2 separate regions of the Homo sapiens genome follow, and region 2 is linked to region 1. Evidence: read pairs that join two places in POLR2A ChIA-PET (ENCODE). Cell type or tissue: B cell. All regions are shown on one strand. Each heading gives the region's core, and the rest is flanking DNA. Links, peaks and the distances in the headings are about the cores only. Region 1 has its middle 35 kb from the start of KDM2B. Region 2 overlaps KDM2B (lysine demethylase 2B).

Region 1 (9,468 bases), core at 607-8,606:
CCCCAGTGTTGGGCCTGCACTTCTTTGCCCTTGGACCCCTCCCTTGCCTTTCTCTAGCCTTGCTCCAGATCACAGGGTGGCCAACCTTTGGCAGGGTGGCTTCCTGCACAGATGGACCAACTGGAGGCAGTGCCAGGAGCCTGGTGGGTGGGAGGAGCCTGGTGGTGGGAGGAGCCTGGTGGGTGGGAGGAGCCAGGTGGTGGGAGGAGGGGAATCCAGGGTGTTCCTACCCCTCTGCCTCAGGTGGGATCTCCAGCTCCACCTCCCACCAGACAGGTCCACTGTGGCTCTGGCTTCTGCCTGAGGACTCCAGTCCCTCTTCGGTACCAGAAACACCACCCCCTGCCTCTGTCCCTCCAACCCCAGGGTGATAGCAGTCCTCCTGCTGGGGCTAACCTGGGGGCTGCCCTTCCCCTGCCTGCCTTTTCCTGTAAGTCTTCCATTACCCCTGGAGCAATTCTCAGGATAAATGCTCTTAGTGTGGTAACTGTTTGTCCTGGTCAGATTCTCACAGATATACTACCTTCACTAAAGACTTACAGATCAGTCAATTCATTCAATCTGGAAGGCAGCAATCCTCTTTCTCTGAGCACAGCACATCCCATGAGAGGGAAGGTTGGAGCCACCATTTACTGAGCGCTGTGCTAATTGCCAGACAACTTTTCTTTCATGAAACACTCATAACAACCTCTTTGCCAAGTCCCATCAATATTCCCCTTTCACAGATGGGGCTCAGAGAGGCTGGGGTGCTTGCCCAAAGTGGCACAGTTACAAACTGACAAAACTGGGATTCAAATCCAAGAGTGCCTAGCTCCAAACTCTGCATAATGATCTAATCTCATCTGAACACACTTGCAGCCCCATTAGAATTCAACTTCCTTGGCTGGCTGAAGACCCCACCCCAAATCACTCCAGCCTCCTTGTATTCTTTTCTTCTTCTTTTTTTTTTTTTTTTTTTGAGATGGAGTCTCACTCTGTTGCCCAGGCTGGAGTGCAGTGGCGCGATCTTGGCTCACTGCAAGCTCTGCCTCCCAGGTTCACGCCATTCTCCTGCCTCAGCCTCCCGAGTAGCTGGGACTACAGGCATCCGCCACCACGCCCAGCTAATTTTTTGTATTTTTAGTAGAGACAGGGTTTCACCATGTTAGCCAGGATGGTCTCGATCTCCTGACCTCGTGATCCGCCTGCCTTGGCCTCCCAAAGTCCTGGCGTGAGCCACCGCTCCTGACCTGTTTTTTGTTTTTTGTTTTTTTTTTTTTGAGACAGAGTCTCACTCTGTCACCCAGGCTGGAGTACAATGGCCTGATCTCAGCTCACTGCAACCCCCGCCTCCTGGGTTCAAACGATTCTTCCACCTCAGCCTCCCGAGTAGCTGGGACTACAGGCGTACACCACCATTCCCAGCTAACTTTTGTATTTTTTAGTAGAGACAGGGTTTCGCCATGTTGCCCAGGCTGGTCTCCTGACCGCAGGTGATCCGCCCACCTCGGCCTCCCAAAGTGCTGGGATTACAGGCGTGAGCCATCACGCCCGGCCCCCCCAAAAAAATTTTTTTAAGTCCCACAAACTGGGTGGCTTAGGAGAGAAACTTATTGTCTCACAGTTCTGGAGGCCAGAAGTCCAAAATCAAGATGTCAGCAAGGCCACGGTCCCTCGGAAGGAACCAGGGAAGGACATGCCCCAGGCCCTGCTGCTCGAGCTACCTGGCTTGTAGACGGCCGTCTTCTTGTGTCCATTCATGTGGTCTTCCCTCTGTACATGTCTGTCTGTGTCTAAATTTCCTCCTTTGTTTTTGTTTTTTGTTTTTTGTTTTTTTTTTCTGACAGAGTTTCGCTCTTGTTGCCCAGGCTGGCGTGCAGTGGTGCGATCTTGGCTCACTACAACCTCCTCCTCCCGGGTTCAAGCCATTCTCCTACCTTAGCCTCCCGAGTAACTGGGATTACAGGCACATGCCACCACGCCCGGCTAATTTTGTATTTTTAGTAGAGATAAGTTTTCTCCATGTTGGTCAGGCTGGTCTCCAACTCCTGACCTCAGGTGATCCGCCCGCCTCGGCCTCCCAAAAGGCTGGGATTACAGGCGTGAGCCACGGTGCCTGGCTGTTTTTGTCTTTTTTGAGACAGGGTCTCACACTGTTGCCAAGGCTGGAGTGCAGTGTCACGCTCACAGCTCAGTGCAGCTTTGACCTCATGGGATCAAGCAATGCTCCTGCCTCAGCCTCACTAGTAGCGGGAACCCCAGACAAGAGCCACTGCTCCTTGCAAATTTCACACTTCTCCTTTTTATAAGGATATTAGTAATATTGGAAGAGGGCTGTATGAGTCTGTTCTGTCATTGCTATAAAGAAATACCAAGCTGGGCACGGTGACTCACACCTGTAATTCCAGCACTTTGGGAGGCCCAGGCCAGCAGATCACCTGAGGTCAGGAGTTCGGGACAAGTCTGGCCAAAATGGGGAAACCCTGTCTCTACTAAAACTACAAAACATTAGTCGGACGTTGTGGCAGGCGCCTATAATCCCAGCTACTCGGGAGGCTGAGGCAGGAGAATCGCTTGAACCCAGGAGGTGGAGGTTGCAGTGAGGCGAGATTGCACCACTGCACTCCAGCCTGGGCAACAAGCACAAAATTCCATTTAGAAAAAAAAAAAAAAAAATGAAAAGAAATACCTGAGGCTGGGCACCATGGTTCACGCCTGTAATCCCAGCATTTTGGGAGGCCGAGGCGGACAGATCATTTGAGGCCAGGAGTTCGAGACCAGCCTGGCCAACATGGCGAAACCCCCTCTCTACTAAAAATACAAAAATTAGCCGGGCGTGGTGATGCACTCCTGTAATCCCAGCTACTCGGGAGGCTGAGGCAGGAGAATTGCTTGAACCAGGGAGGTGGAGGTTGCAGTGAGCCAACATTGAGCCACTGCACTCCAGCCTGGAAGACAGAGCGAGACTCCATCTCAAAAAAAAAAAAAAAAAAAATACCTAGGCCGGGCACAGTGGCTCACGCCTGTACTCCCAGCACTTTGGGAGGCTGAGGCAGGTGGATCACGAGGTCAGCAGTTCAACCTGCCGGTCCAAGATGGTGAATCCTCATCTCTACTAAAAATACAAAAATTAGCTGGGCGTGGTGGCAGGCACCTGTAATCCCAGCTACTCGGGAGGCGGAGGCAGAGAATTGCTTGCACCCAGAGGCGGAAGTTAAAGTGAGCCCAGATCGCGCCACTGCACTCCAGCCTGGGCAACAGAGTGAGACTCTGTCTCGAAAAAAAAAAAGAAAAAGAAATACCTAAGACTGAGTAATTTATAAAGAAAAGAGGATGAATACAAAAAAATCAGCTGGGCGTGGTGGCAGTCGCCTGTAGTCCCAGCTACTCCGGAGGCTGAAGCAGGAGAATGGCCGTGAACCCGGGAGGTGGAGCTTGCAGTGAGCTGATATTGCGCCACTGCACTCCAGCCTGGGCGACAGAGCGAGACTCCGTCAAAAAAAAAAAAAGAAAGAAAGAAAGAAAGAAAAGAGGATTAATTGGCTCTTGGTTCGGAAGGTTGTGCAGGAAACATTGCAGCATCTGCTTCTGGGGAGGCCTCAAGAAGCTTCCAATCATGGCGGAAGGCAAAGGAGGAACCAGCCCTTCACATGGCGGGAGCAGGAGGAAGAGAGGGGCGGGGAGGTGCTATACACTTTTAAACAACCAGATCTCACTCACTGTCATAGCACCAAGAGGATGGTGCTAAACCATTCATGAGAAACTGGCCCCGTGATCCAATCACCTCTCACCAGGCTCCATCTCCAACACTGGGGATTACAATTGAACATGAGATTTGGGTGGGGACACAGATCCAAACGAAATAAGTGCCCACCCTATGACCTCATTTTAATTTGATTACCTCTGTAAAGGCTGTATTTCCAAATGAGGTCACATTCTTCGTTTTTTTTTGTTTGTGGTTTTTTTTTTTTTTTTTAGAGAGTTTCACTCTTTCGCCCAGGCTGGAGTGCAATGGCACAATCTCAGCTGACTGCAACCTCTGCCTTCCAGTGTCAAGAGATTCTCCTGCCTCAGCCTCCCAAGTAGCTAGGATTACAACAGTCGCTTGCCTTCACACCCAGCTAATTTTTGTATTTTTAGTAGAGATCGGGTTTCACCATGTTGGCCAGGCTGGTCTCCAACTCCTGACCTCCTGATCCACCCTCCTCGGCCTCCCAAAGTGCTGGGATTACAGATGTGAGCCACCGTGCCTGGCCACAGTCTTCTTCTTTTGTTTTTTTTTGAGACGGAGTCTCGCTCTGTCACCCAGGCTGGAGTGCAGTGGCGTGATCTCGGCTCACTGCAAGTTCTGCCTTCCAGGTTCACGCCATTCTCCTGCCTCAGCCTCCCGAGTAGCTGGGACTACAAGCACCTGCCACCATGCCTGGCTAATTTTTTGTATTTTTTTCATTAGAGACGGGGGTTTCACCGTGTTAGCCAGGATGGTCTCGATCTCCTGACCTCGTGATCCGCCTGCCTCGGCCTCCCAAAGTGCTGGGATTACAGGCGTGAGCCATCGTGCCCAGCCGGCCACATTCTTCTTTTTGAGGTGGAGTTTCACTCTTGTCTGCCGGGCTGCAGTGCAATGGCGCAATCTTGGCTCACTGCAACCTCCACCTCCTGGCTACTTTTTGTATTTTCAGTAGAGATGGGGTTTCACCATGTTTGCCAGGCTGGTCTTGAACTCCTGACCTCAGGTGATCCGCCTGCCTCAGTCTCCCAAGGTGTTGAAATTACAGGCGTGAGCCACTGCGCCCAGCCCCAAATGAGGTCACATTCTGAGGTACTGAGGTTTAGGACTGCAATGTCTTTTTTGGGGGGACACAGTTTAACCTTTAAGAGTCCAACCTGATCTCATGTGTCTGATCTCTGCAGTGTGGCCTGCTTTGCTAATAGAGGATGTCAGACCGTCCAGGAAAATGATCCTGCTGACACCCACCAAGTTAAGGGATATAGTGATTCTCCAAGGCATATGTGTATTGACAAAATTTACCCCAACATTCTGTACAGCAAATTCAGTTTTGAAAAAGGAGAACTAGACTAGGCGTGGTGGCTCATGCCTGTAATCCAGCACTTTGGGAGGCTGAGGTGGGTGGATCACCTGAGGTCACGAGTTCAAGACCAGCCTGACCAACATGTAGAAACCTCGTCTCTACTAAAAATGTAAAAATTACCCGGGCGTGGTGGTGCATGCCTGTAATCCCAGCTACTCGGGAGGCTGAGGCAGGAGAATCACTTGAATCCAGGAGGTGGAGGTTGCAGTGAGCTGAGATCATGCCATTGCGCTCCAGCCTGGGCAACAAGAGCAAAACTCCGTCTCAAAAAAAAAAAAAAAAAAAGAAAGAAAGAAAAGAAAAGAAAAAGAGAACTAGGCTGGGTAGGTTAGCTCACGCCTGTAATCCCAGCATTTTGGGAGGCCATGGCAGGAGGATCGCTTGTGTCCAGGAGTTTTGAGACTGGCCTAGGCAACATATTAGATCCCATCTTTATAAATAATAAAAAATTAGCCAGGTGTGGTGGTGTGTGCATGTAGTCTCAGCTACTTGGCAGGCTGAGGTGGGAGGGTCACTTGAACCCAGGAGGTCAAGGCTGCAGTGAGCCATAATCGTGCCTCTGGACTCCAGTCTAGGCAACAGAATGAAACTTCATCTCAAAACAACAACAACAAAAAAGAAGCTGGTCACAGTGGCTCTAGCCTTTAATCCCAGCACTTTGGGAGGCTGAGGCAAGCGGATCGCTTGAGCCCAGGAGTTCAAGACCAGCCTGGGCAACGTGGCAAGACCCCCTGTCTCTACAAAAAAAAAAAAAAAAAAAAAAACACAAAAATTAGCCAGATGTGGTGATGCAGGCCTGTAGCCCTAGCTACTTGGGAGGCTGAGCTGAGAGGATCACTTGCACCCGGGAGGCAGAGGTTATAGTGGGCTGAGATTGTGCCACTGCACTCCAGTCTGGGCAAGAGACCAAGACCCCTGTGAAAAAAAAAGAAGGAAGGAAGGAAGGGAGGAAGGGAGGGAGGGAACAAGTTGAAGGTCTTACCTCTACCTGACTTTAAGACTTATTTTGAGGCCGGGCGTGGTGACTCATGTCTGTAATCTCAGCACTTTGGGAGGCTGAGGTGGGTGAATAACCTGAGGTCAGGAGTTCCAGACCAGCCTGGCCAACACGGCGAATCCCTGTTTCTACTAAAAATACAAAAATTAGCTGGATGTGGCAGCAGGCACCTGTAATCCTAGCTACTCGGGAGGCTGAAGCAGGAGAATCGCTTGAACCCGGGAGCCGAGGTTGCAGTGAGCCCAGAACGTGCCATTGCACTCCAGCCTGGGCAATAGAGAGAGACTCTGTCTTAAAAAAGAGACTTTTTTTTTTGAGACAGGGTCTTGCTCTGTCACCCAGGCTGAAGTGTAGTGGCCCCGTCTCGGCTCACTGCAACCTCCACCTCCCAGGTTCAAGCAATTCTCCTGCCTCAGCCTCCCGAGTAGCTGGGACTACAGGTGCGTGCCACCACATCCGGCTAATTTTTGTATGTTTAGTAGAGACAGGATTTCACTGCGTTGACCAGGCTGGTCTCAAACTCCTAACCTCGTGATCCGCCCGCCTCGGCCTCCCAAAGTGCTGGGATTACAGGCGTGAACCACCATGCCCGGCCGAGACTTTTTTTTTTTTAATTTTGAGGAATTTATGGGGTTTTTTTTCCCCAAGACTTATTTTATTTTTATTTATTTATTTATTAATTTATTTACTTTTTTTTTTTTTTTTGAGATGGAGTCTCACTCTGTCACCCAGGCTAGAGTGCAATGGCGCGATCTCAGCTCACTACAAGCTCTGCCTCCCGGGTTCATGCCATTCTCCTGCCTCAGCCTCCAGAGTAGCTGGGACTACAGGCGCCTGCCACCACGCCTGGCTAATTTTTTGTATTTTTAGTAGAGATGAGGTTTCACCGTGTTAGCCAGGATGGTCTCGATCTCCTGACCTTGTGATCGGCCCGCCTCGGCCTCCCAAAGTGCTGGGATTACAGGCATGAGCCACTGCGCCCGGCCAATTTATTTACTTTTGAGACGGAGTCTTACTCTGTCGCCCAGTATGGAGTGCAGTGGCGTGACCTCGGCTCACTGCTACCTCCGTCTCCCGGGTTCAAGGGTTCTCCTGCCTTAGCCTCCCAAATAGCTGGGACTACAGGTGCGGGCCACCATGCCCAGCTAATTTTTGTATTTTTAGTAGAGATGAGGTTTCACCATGTTGGTCAGACTGGTCTCAAACTCCTGACCTCAAGTGATCCGCCCACCTTGGCCCCCCCAAAGTACTGGGGTTACAGGTGTGAGCCACCACGCCCTGCCCCCAAGATTTACTTTAAACCTAGAGTAATCAACACAGTATCTATTGGCATGAGAGTAGACAAATAGATCCACAGACTAGAATAGAGAGTTCAGAAACAGTCTGTCATGTATAGTAGTCACGTGATTTTTGACAAAAATGTCCATGCATTTCAGTGGGGAAAGCTTGCTTCACTCAAAAATCTGTATTTGATTGATGGGCTATAGGCTCAGCTACTTGAGAAGCTGAGGCAGGAGTGAGAATCACTTGAGTCATGAATTTGAGGCTGTAGTGTGCAATGATCACACCTATGAAGAGCCACTGCACTCCAGCCTGGGCAACAGAGCAAGACCTTGTCTCTAAGAAAAAAACAGAAATAGAAAAAAATCAGTATGACACGGATCACAGACCTAAACATACAAGCAAAAACACTTTTATTTTTGGCGGGGTGGGTGGAGGGTAGAGACAGGGTTCCACTATGTTGCCCAGGCTGGTCTCAAACCTCCTGGTCTCAAGTGATCCTCTCGACCTGGCCTCCCCAGGTGCTGAGATTATAGGCATGAGCCACCATGCCTGGCCTAAAACTTTTAAAAGAAAACACAGGTGAATATCTTCGTGACCTTGTGGTTGGCAAAGATTTCTTTTTTTCTTTTTTTTTTTTTTTAAATAGAGTCTTACTCTATGGCCCAGGCTGGAGTGTAATGGTGTGATCTCAGCTCACTGCAACCTCCGCCTCTTGGGTTCAAGTGATTCTTGTGCCTCAGCCTCTTGAATAGCTGGGATTACAGGCATGTGCCACCATGCCCGGATAATTTTTGTATTTTTAGTAGAGATGCAGTTTCACCATGCTGGCCAGGCTGGTCTCGAACTCCTGACCTCAGGTGATCCGTCCACCTCAGCCTCCCAAAATGCTGGGATTACAGGCATGAGTCACCGCGTCGTCAGCAAAGATTTCTTATCCAGGCCAGAAAAAGTTCTCACTTTTAAAGGCATGGGCACAAACTCAGACCCAACAAAGACTTCTGACCAGTGAGGGGGTAGGAGTGGAGGGAGGAAGAATGAGCACTATAAGCCCAGAAACTGGAGAGCAAGGAGACAGAGTTCACACTCCCCTGGCATAGTCTAAGCTCCAGAGTCAGAGAACCATTCTGAGACCAACACCAGGGCTCACCAACCCGACCCCATTCTGCATTTTGTAACCAGCCCCCTGACAGTGTCTCACTTGGTTTCCAGCCTCCTTCACCCCAATTCTTTGACCATGAAAACCTTCAAGATCACTCACAAAAGCTGCCTCCCAGATGTCTTGTGGAGCTGGCACCAGGGCTGGCTGGCAGAGGGATTTCATGCATTCTGAGTCAGGACACAAGGAAGGACTGACAGGGAAGCTGCCCCCAGCTCCATACAAGGACAACTTTTGAAGTATCAGACAACCAATCAGACATGCTCAGCTTCTAGAAGGAGTGAGCTTCCCATCGCCAGGGGTATGAAAACATTGTTCTAGCCGGGCTTGGTGGTGCATGCCTGTGGAGCCCAGGAGTCCGAATGCAGCCTGGGTAACACAATGAGACCCCTGTCTCCCCACCACCAAAAAAAAAAAAAAAACTGTGGGGAAAAGTTAGTAACCATGGACCCCTCTAGGATCCTGGGGCAGGAGGCAGGGATGGTCCAGACACCCCACCCAAGTTTTTATTACTTGTGATCTGTGCAGATGGGGAAATTCAAACCACACAGAATATTAGGAGAGGGGTGAGGAGCGTGACATAGTAGCTGGGGAAAGGAAACCCTCACCACCCCAAAGCCCCCTCTGAGTCACCACTCCCAGATCCTTTTGTTCCTCTAAAATCAGCAAATCTCTCCTCCCAGCTTCCGGCCTCTTCCCCCTCCAGACCTCAGGCCCTCTTAGCTGCTAAATGTTGTGTGTTCCTAGTCCTGAACTGGGGGTTTCTGGGAACCAAGGACATTGCATTGTTTTGTTCATTGAACCTGTTTCCATTGGCAGTAGCCAGTGGGAGGCCCTGGGGTGATAGCGACGTGATTGATTGATTGATTGATTTTGAGAGACTGAGTCTCCCTCTGTCGCCCAGGCTGGAGTTCAGTGGCAGGATCTCGGCTCACTGCAACTTTCGCCTCCTGGATTCA
Region 2 (8,000 bases), core at 1-8,000, 160 kb before region 1:
TTTGGAAAATGTAATTATTTCTCATAAAAATATGTTATTTCTTTTTTCTTATTTATTGTTGAGACGGTGTCTTGCTCTGTTGCCCAGTCTGGAGTGCAGTGACATGATCTCGGCTCACTGCAACCTCTGTCTGCCTCCTGGGTTCAAGCGATTCTCCCACCTCAGCCTCCCGAGTAGCTGGGACTACAGGCGTGCTGGGTAATTTTTGTATTTTTAGTAGAGATGGGGTTTCACCATGTTGGCCAGGCTTGTCTCAAACTCCTGACCTCGAGTGATCCTCCCACCTTAGCCTCCCAAAGTGTTGTGATTGCAGGCATTAGCCACCGCGCCCGGCCAAAATATGTTATTTCTATTAACACGTCATGGGTTTTCTTGTTATTTTAAGATAAATTTAAAATCTAAAAAAAAATTTCTTGGCCAGGAGTGATAGCACATGCCTGCAATCCCAGCACTTTGGGAGGCCAAGGCAGGCGGATTGCCTGAGCCCAGGAGTTTGAGACTAGCCTGGGCAACGTGGCAAAACCCTGTCTTTACAAAAAAATACAAAAATTAGTTGAGTGTAGTGGTGAATGCCTGTAGTCCCAGCTGCTCGGGAGACTGAGGTGGGAGGACTGCTTGAGCCCAGGAGGTAGAGGCTGCAGTGAGCCACGAGCACACCACTGCACTCCAGCCTGAGCGACACAGCAAGACTCTGTCTCAAAAAAAAAAAAAAAAAAAAAAAAAATCAGTTTTAATTTTTTTTTTTAGCTAAAGTCCTCTCACATCAAACTCAGTTTAAATTTCTAATACGGTCAATATTAATAAATATATAGCCTACATAAAAGAAAAGCTCTTTAGGGTCCTCATAATTTTGAAGAGCATGAAGGGGTCCCTGAGACCACGAAGTGTGAGAACTTGATGCACCCGGCTGTGAGCCCCCTGAGGCCAGGGCAGGTCAGCCTCATCCCGCCCAGTGCACCTGCAGACAGAGGAAGCACGCAGCCAACCTTTATTATGCTGCTCAGAGGAGCTTCAAGCAGGCTGGGATATACACGCCATTGGTAAGTGAAAAAGACTTGATTAAATGGCGCAAATGTTTGAATTCTAATAAACAGGACACAGAAGGCAAGGCAGTCATCGTTCCTTCCACAAATACCAAACACACATCTGCCACGGCCTGAAACAAGGTCCTGGGGCCACAGGAGCGAGGGAGATGGCTGCTCCCCATGAGCTATTTGGGAAGACAAAGACATTAAGTCGCTGAAATCCAAAGAAAACATGGAAAAATCATGTTCAAGAGTTCTCAGAAGCAGCAGAGGCTGATTTCTGGAGGACTTGGAGGACAGGGTGGAGAGAAGCCAAGTGGGCAAGGCCGCGGGGCCTCAAGGTGAATGAGGACAGAGCAGGCCAGGCCAAAGGGGACGTCTGGGGACCAGACTGCAGCGGGGGGCACAGGGTGAAGCACGGCCCACACGGCAAGAAGAGGGTCTGTGGTGGGGTGGGGCAGATGGCAGAACGGGCTCTGAGCCAGGTGGCAGGATGGGAGGCGGTGCCAGAGGCAAATCTCCTGCAGGGGCTGGCAGGGGGCTTGGGGCGCATGTGGGGGGGCAGACTGCAGGACACCAGCATGACATCGGCATGACACTGGCAGGGACATGGTGGAGAGGGGAGGCTACGGAGGCAGCCCCAGCGACGGAGCAAAGGGAGGGTCCAGAAAAGGAAGATAGGTGGGGCTGCGTATGTCACAGGTGGGTAACACGTGAGAAGTGCCCTGGCAGAGCAGAAGGGCTAGGAGAAGAGTAAGAAGGACCCCAAGGGTCAGGCCAAGCCTGCATCTGCCATCAGTTCCAGAAGCCACGTCAAGCTGAAGAGAGTAGGAGACGTAGAAAAATGGGGTTTCCTTCAACCAGCATGCGCTGTGCCAGGCACCAGAGCTGCAAAGATAAGATGGCACCCGAGACAGGTTTCCTATAACTGGGCCCAGCACACGGGGGCTGGGAGATAATAATGCCAAAGAGAAAAAGACAGTCGCGGGTTCATTACTGGCACACATTGGGTTTTAGGTGACACCGTTCTAAAAACCAACAGTTGCTATAGACAAGCTCTTTTAAATTCTATAGGATCCAATGGGTCACATGGACCCAGTCTCCAAAAAATGCACATCCATGCATGCACATAGACAAAAATGCATTTAATTTCAGGATGGCTCACAAATTCCCCGAAATCCATGGAAATGTCCTGGGGTTCGGGTACCAATTAAAAGCACAAGCAGTGGAACTGAACTTCTGCAGCAAAAGAAAGAACTGACAGAGTGAAAAGGCAATCTACAGGATGGAAGAAAATCCTTGCTAACCAGAGACCTGATAAGGGTTAATATCCAAAACATATCTAGAACTCCTCTAACTCAGCAACAAAAACCCCCAAAAGAAAGCCGATCTAGGCCAGATGCACTGTAATCCCAGCACTTTGGGAGGCCAAGGCGGGAGGGTGATCACCTGAGGTCAGGGGTTTGAGACCAGCCTAGACAATAGAGTGAAACCCTGCCTCTACCAAAAATACAAAAATTAGCTGGGTGTGGAGGTATGTGCCTGTAACTCCAGCTACTTGGGAGGCTGAGGTAGGATAATTTCTTGAACCCAGGAGGCAGAAGTTGCAGTGAGCCGAGACTGCGCCACTGCACTCCAGCCTGGGCAAAAGAATGAGACTCTGTCTCAAAAAAAAAAAAGAAAGAAAAAAAAGAAAAGAAAAAAGTAAATCAGTTTAAAAACGGGCTAAGGACTCAGACATTTCTCCAAAGAAGACAGACAAACAGCCAATAAGCACTTGAGAAGATGCTCAACATCACTAAGAATTAGGGAAAAGTAAATCAAAACTACAGTGAGACGTCACCTCATACAAATTAGGATGGCCACTAAAAACAAACTGAAAGCCCATAACATAACAGATGTTGGTGGGGACACAGAGAAACAGGAACCTTCATCGGGTGCGGTGGCTCACGCCTGTAATCCCAGCACTTTGGGAGGCCGAGGCGGGTGGATCACGAGGTCAGGAGATCCAGACCATCCTAGCCAACATGGTGAAACCCCGTCTCTACTAAAAATGCAAAAAAATTAGCCAGGCGTGGTGGCGGGCACTGGTAGTCCCAGCTACTCTGGAGGCTGAGGCAGGAAAAATGGCATGAACCCAGGAGGTGGAGCTTGCAGTGAGCCGAGATCGTGCCACTGCACTCCAGCCTGGGTGACAGAGCAAGACTCCATCAAAAAAAAAAAAGAGGAAGAAACAGGAACTTTCATGCACCCGTGGTGGGAATGTAAAACGGGATGGCCGCGGTGGCCAACAGTACAGAGGTTCCTCAAAAAGTTAAAAATAGAATCGTCATATGACCCAGCAAGCCCACTTCTGGGCATGGAGTTGACCCTTACACAGCACAGGATTGAACTGTGTGGGTCCGCTTATATGCCGATTTTTTTTCAACAAAAGTTATACTGAGTGTGCCTGCGTCTCCTGCCCCCCCCTTCTACCTCCTCCATCTCTTCTGCCTCTGCCACCTCTGAGACAGCAAGACCAACCCCTCCTCCTCTGCCTACACAATGTGAAGATGATGAGCATGAAGACCTTTATGATGATCCACTTCCACTTAATGAATGATAAATATATTTTCCTTATGATCTTCTTAATATTTTCTTTTCTCTAGCTTATTTTATTGTGAGAATACAGTATATAATACATATAAGATATGTGTTAATGGACTGTTTTTGTTACTGGTAAGGCTTCTGGTCAACAATAGGGCTAACAGTAGTTAAGTTTTAGGGGAGTCAAAAGTTACATGCAGATTTTCAACTGCACAGAGGTCAGATGGTGCCCCAACCCTTGTGTTGTTCAAGGGTCAATTGTATATCCAGAAGAATTCAAAACATGATCTCAAAGAGATATCTGCACACCCATATTCACTGCAGCACTATTCACAACAGGCAAGAGGTGAAAGCAATCCATATGTCCATCAACAGATGAATGGATAAAGAAAAGTTGAGCCAGGCGTGGTGGCTCACGCCTGTAATCCCAGCACTCTTGGAGGCCGAGGTGGGTAGATCACTTGAGGTCAGGAGTTCGAGACCAGCCTGGCCAACATGATGAAGCCCCGTCTGTACTAAAAATATAAAAATTAGCCAGATGTGGTGGCAGGTGCCTGTAATCCCAGCTACTCAGGAGACTGAGGCAGGAGAATCGCTTGAACCCAGGAGGCAGGGGTTGTTGTAAGCCAAGATTCCACTGCTGCACTCCAGCCTGGGCAACAGAGCAAGACTCCATCTCAGAAAAAAAAAAGAAAATTTGGTACAAATACACTTTCAGTATTAATCGGCCATAAAAAAAAAGGAAATTGTCATATGCTTCAACATGGATGAACCCTGAGGACTTTATGCTCAGGGCTATAAACAAGCCAATCCAATCACAGAAAGCCAATTACTGCATAATTCCACTTCTATGAGGTCCCGAGAGGAGTCAAGCTCTTAGAAACTGAAAGTGGAATGGTGGTTGCCCGGGCTGAGGGAGGGGAAAGGGGAGTAGAGCTTCAGTGGGTATGGAGTTTCAGTTTTGCAAAATGAAAAAGTTCTAGGGATCAGCTTCCCAAAAACGTGCATATGGTAATACTACTGTACTGCATACTTAAAAATGATTAATGTATTTTTTTTACCACAATTTCAAAAAACAAAACACAAGAAATATGCGTGGAAGGAGATGGCTGAGGTGTCTGGGCCTGCGGGGCATCGACAGCCAAGGAGGAAGGGCTCACCCTATGCCAGGCTGGGCCTGCAGATGAGCGCACCAGGGCCGAGGAATCCCGTCCCTCCAGCCGAGCCTGCTTTTCCACGGGGACTGGGAGATGACTCCTCCACAGGGAGGACCGCCGGCCCCCGGGGAGCAGCGCCCTGAGGAAGGCAGAGCATGTGGGTGTGTACAAGGGAATTCAAGGGCAAACCCCGCGACCTCGCCCCGTTGCGAAGTCCATGTCCACTGCCCTGTCTGGGGACGAGACCAGCGGCGCGGGGCCACTGCCGGAGCTGAGGCCAGGCGGTGTGGAGGGGCGGGCCAGGCTCTCCCGGGCGCGGCTCCTCAGTACCATAAATCACTCCTTGTTGGGGGCAGCCCCCTGAGATGGGGCGCTGACCTTCCACCCAGACTTCTGACTCTGAAGGCAGGGCCGGAAGGAAGGAAGGAAGGGCCCAGAACCGTCACCCAGAACCGTAATGTTGGCAACGGGGTCACAGACAGGACAGGCTGCCTGTCATCTTTAATGGCAGCAACTTCAAAGTACCTGAGCACCCTGGGAGGGAAGGAGCAGGAGGCCTGAGCCTGCGAAGCGGCCAGCGCCTTCCCGTCCACAGGAAGAGCTCTCGGGGAGTCCACAGCCCCGGCTTCTCTGTGTGCGGAGGGGCGGCCAGAGCGAGCAGCGGTCAGACACGCGGGCCGGCACGCAGGGGCCTGAATCGAGCGCAGGGCTGGGCGGGGGCCGCACTCACCGCGATGCACTGCCGCATGATGCAGCTCTGCTTCATGCGCCCGGGGCCCCCGAACTTCTTCATGTCCTTGCAGAAGTGGCACTCTCCGCACTCGGTCCGCAGGCAGGCCTCGCACTTGCGGCATCGCGTCCGGCGCCGCCGAGCTCCTGCCGTTGTCCGGTTGGCGGCCAACTTCACCGCGGAGGCCGGGCCCAGCTTCCCCTTGGGCCGACCCACAGCCCGGTTCTGCAGGGGAACAGACACGACTGGTCAGATGGGGAGACTGCAGGCACGGCCAGACCCCCGGAAAGGGTGTTAGGGAGCAAACTGTGTACCCCCAGAAAGACACGATGGGGGCTCTAAACCCCATTCCTCAGAGTGTGATCTTTATTTGGAGATGGGGGCTTTGCAGAGACCGTCAGGTTAAACGAGGTAATTCAGGTGAACGCTAATCCAGTATGACTGGTGTCCTTACGAAAGGGGAACTTTTGGACACAGAGACAGACACGCACGTAGAGAACGTGTGTGAAGACACAGGCCTTCCACAGACTGGAGCCCTGTCTACAAGCCAAGAAGTGCCAAGGATGGCAGCACATACCAGGAGCTGGAGGCGCGGGGAAGGACCCTCCCCTAGAGCCCGCAGAGCCAGCCCGGCCCGCCAGCCCACACCTTGACTTCAGACTCCTGGCCTCCAGAACCGGGAGAGAAGAAAGGCCGGTTGTTTTAAGCCACCCGTTATGGCAGCCCTAGGAGAGGACGACAGAGGGCGCGTGCTTCTTGCCGCAGCACACAGCTCGAGACCTTCCATGGCTGCACCCACAGGCTCGGACCCTGCCCACCTTTCCCACCTCCGTCTGCTCCCCAAGAAAGACCGCAAGGGGCCACACAATCGGTCTCTGTTCCCCCAGCCCGGAAGGCCAACCCCACCCCCGCCCAAGCCACTTGGCTGATGCCCACTCATTCCGTCTGGTCAGTTTACAGGCTGCTTTCTTCTGGAAGCCCCTACTGCCCACCTGCACTGGGTTCAGGGCCCCTCTGGGAGATCCTGTTAGAGCGCTCATGATGGTAATCATCTGTTCCTTCCCTTTGAGACGGGGCACAGGAGGGCACTCACCACAGGTGTCTTGTGCACCACTGCACCTCTCTACGAGCCAGCCTGGCATGCAGAATGCACTCAACAAACCAGAGCCACCCCAGGGAGGATGGGATAGTAACCTTTAGGTCCCTGACTACTCAGATCTTCCCTAGATGGGCTCCAAATGCTCCCTTCCCTGGGACTCACAGAAGAGAGAGACAGTAGGTGGACAGAGAGCTGGGCTAGTAGCTAAGCCAGGAAAATGGGACAGCCACAGCCCCTGCCCTCTGGTTCCCAGCCCCAGAGCCTCCTGCAGACCCATGATCTACGGGGGAGCCCTAAGCTAGCTGCTGAGGACACTGTCCACAGAGGTCCCCTGTCCACCTGGGACCTGTAGTGGGAGGGACCAGGATGGGAGAGCTTTTCTTGTCTGTGGCATCTTTCTGGAGAGCCTGGGGTGGCTGAGAAATGGTGAAGTCCCTGTCAGGGAGACACGTGGTCACCCTGGAAACCAGCTGACCTAACGGCATCTAACGCCTAAAGCCCCTTTTCAGCTAACTGAACACCCTTTGGTCCAGAGTCCCACCCTCTTCATTTCAGTGACTTGTCATACTTGAATCCCCAAACAAAACCCCATACTTTTGGGAGCACACAGACCCAGAAGAGCTGTTACTATTCATACACTCCAATGGAGAAGAAGGTCCACATCACAGGGACCCCCTCTCACAACACACACAACTCCCTGCACCCTAGGGGCTTCCTAGAAACTTCCAACTGCATAGGAAGAAAAACAGCCCCCCTTTCTCCTCAAATACAGCCTCGCCACCATCAACTTTCTTCTCCAGTGCAGTGGTCCCTGTAGAAAGCCCGCAGCCTCACGTGCCACCCACTTTGCTGTCAACACCTAAGCAGACCCCTCCCTCCGATTCACCTTCCCACAGCATTCAAGGAGCTTCCAGGCCCCCATCAGCCCGAGTGGCCCCTCAGGAAGCACTGGAGCTCTGGGCCTCTACCCTGCTCAACCTGCTGTGAACCCCAAAGAGGAAAGGGAGGTGCTCCCCGGCTCTACCACCCTCATCTCCCACTGGTCTTCCCCAGCTGCTCAGGACCCTCAGTCATGCCTGCCCTCTGCTCTGGGGCAGCCCAGCAGAAGGCCTTGTCACAGGGAGGGCAAGCCCTGGACTGCAGGGCCACCCACAGGCAAGCTGGCCACCACCAGTCACCTGGGTAAAGGGACCATCCAAAGCAGCAAAGGGCGCCAGGAACGGTGGCTCACGCCTATAAGCCCAGCATGCTGGGGTCTGAGGTGGGAGGATCACTTGAGGTCAGGAGTTCAACATCAGCCTGGGCAACATAGTGAGACCTACAAAAAATTTTTAAAATTAGCCAGGTGTAGTGGTGTGCACCTGCAGACCCAGCTACTCAGGAGGCTGAGGTGGGAGGATTGC

What was found. Peaks named below come from ENCODE experiments on the same cell type or tissue, not always from the same donor. Only the 100,000 strongest peaks of a DNase experiment are listed, where the experiment ranks them.
Region 2: POLR2A ChIA-PET joins it to region 1 with 8 read pairs; 7 of 35 experiments call an interaction of 5 or more read pairs at or near these places.

What each region holds. Positions count from the first base shown.
Region 1 is chr12:121,611,345-121,620,812 of GRCh38, forward strand. No RefSeq gene overlaps it. Among named protein-coding and RNA genes, the nearest start is that of KDM2B, 35 kb to the left of the region's middle. RefSeq lists a silencer at 3,703-3,752 and an enhancer at 9,020-9,314. In B cell, for the core only: no CTCF peak of the experiment used is centred there; DNase peaks (open chromatin) are centred at 3,712 and 7,687.
Region 2 is chr12:121,447,622-121,455,621 of GRCh38, forward strand. It overlaps KDM2B (lysine demethylase 2B), which reads right to left. Exons shown (of 23, transcript NM_032590.5): 13 at 5,499-5,723. Among named protein-coding and RNA genes, the nearest start is that of MIR7107, 7.3 kb to the left of the region's middle. RefSeq lists enhancers at 956-1,456, 1,457-1,957, 4,489-5,303, 5,304-6,117. In B cell, for the core only: no CTCF peak of the experiment used is centred there; DNase peaks (open chromatin) are centred at 2,893 and 4,505; H3K27ac peaks cover 2,086 bases.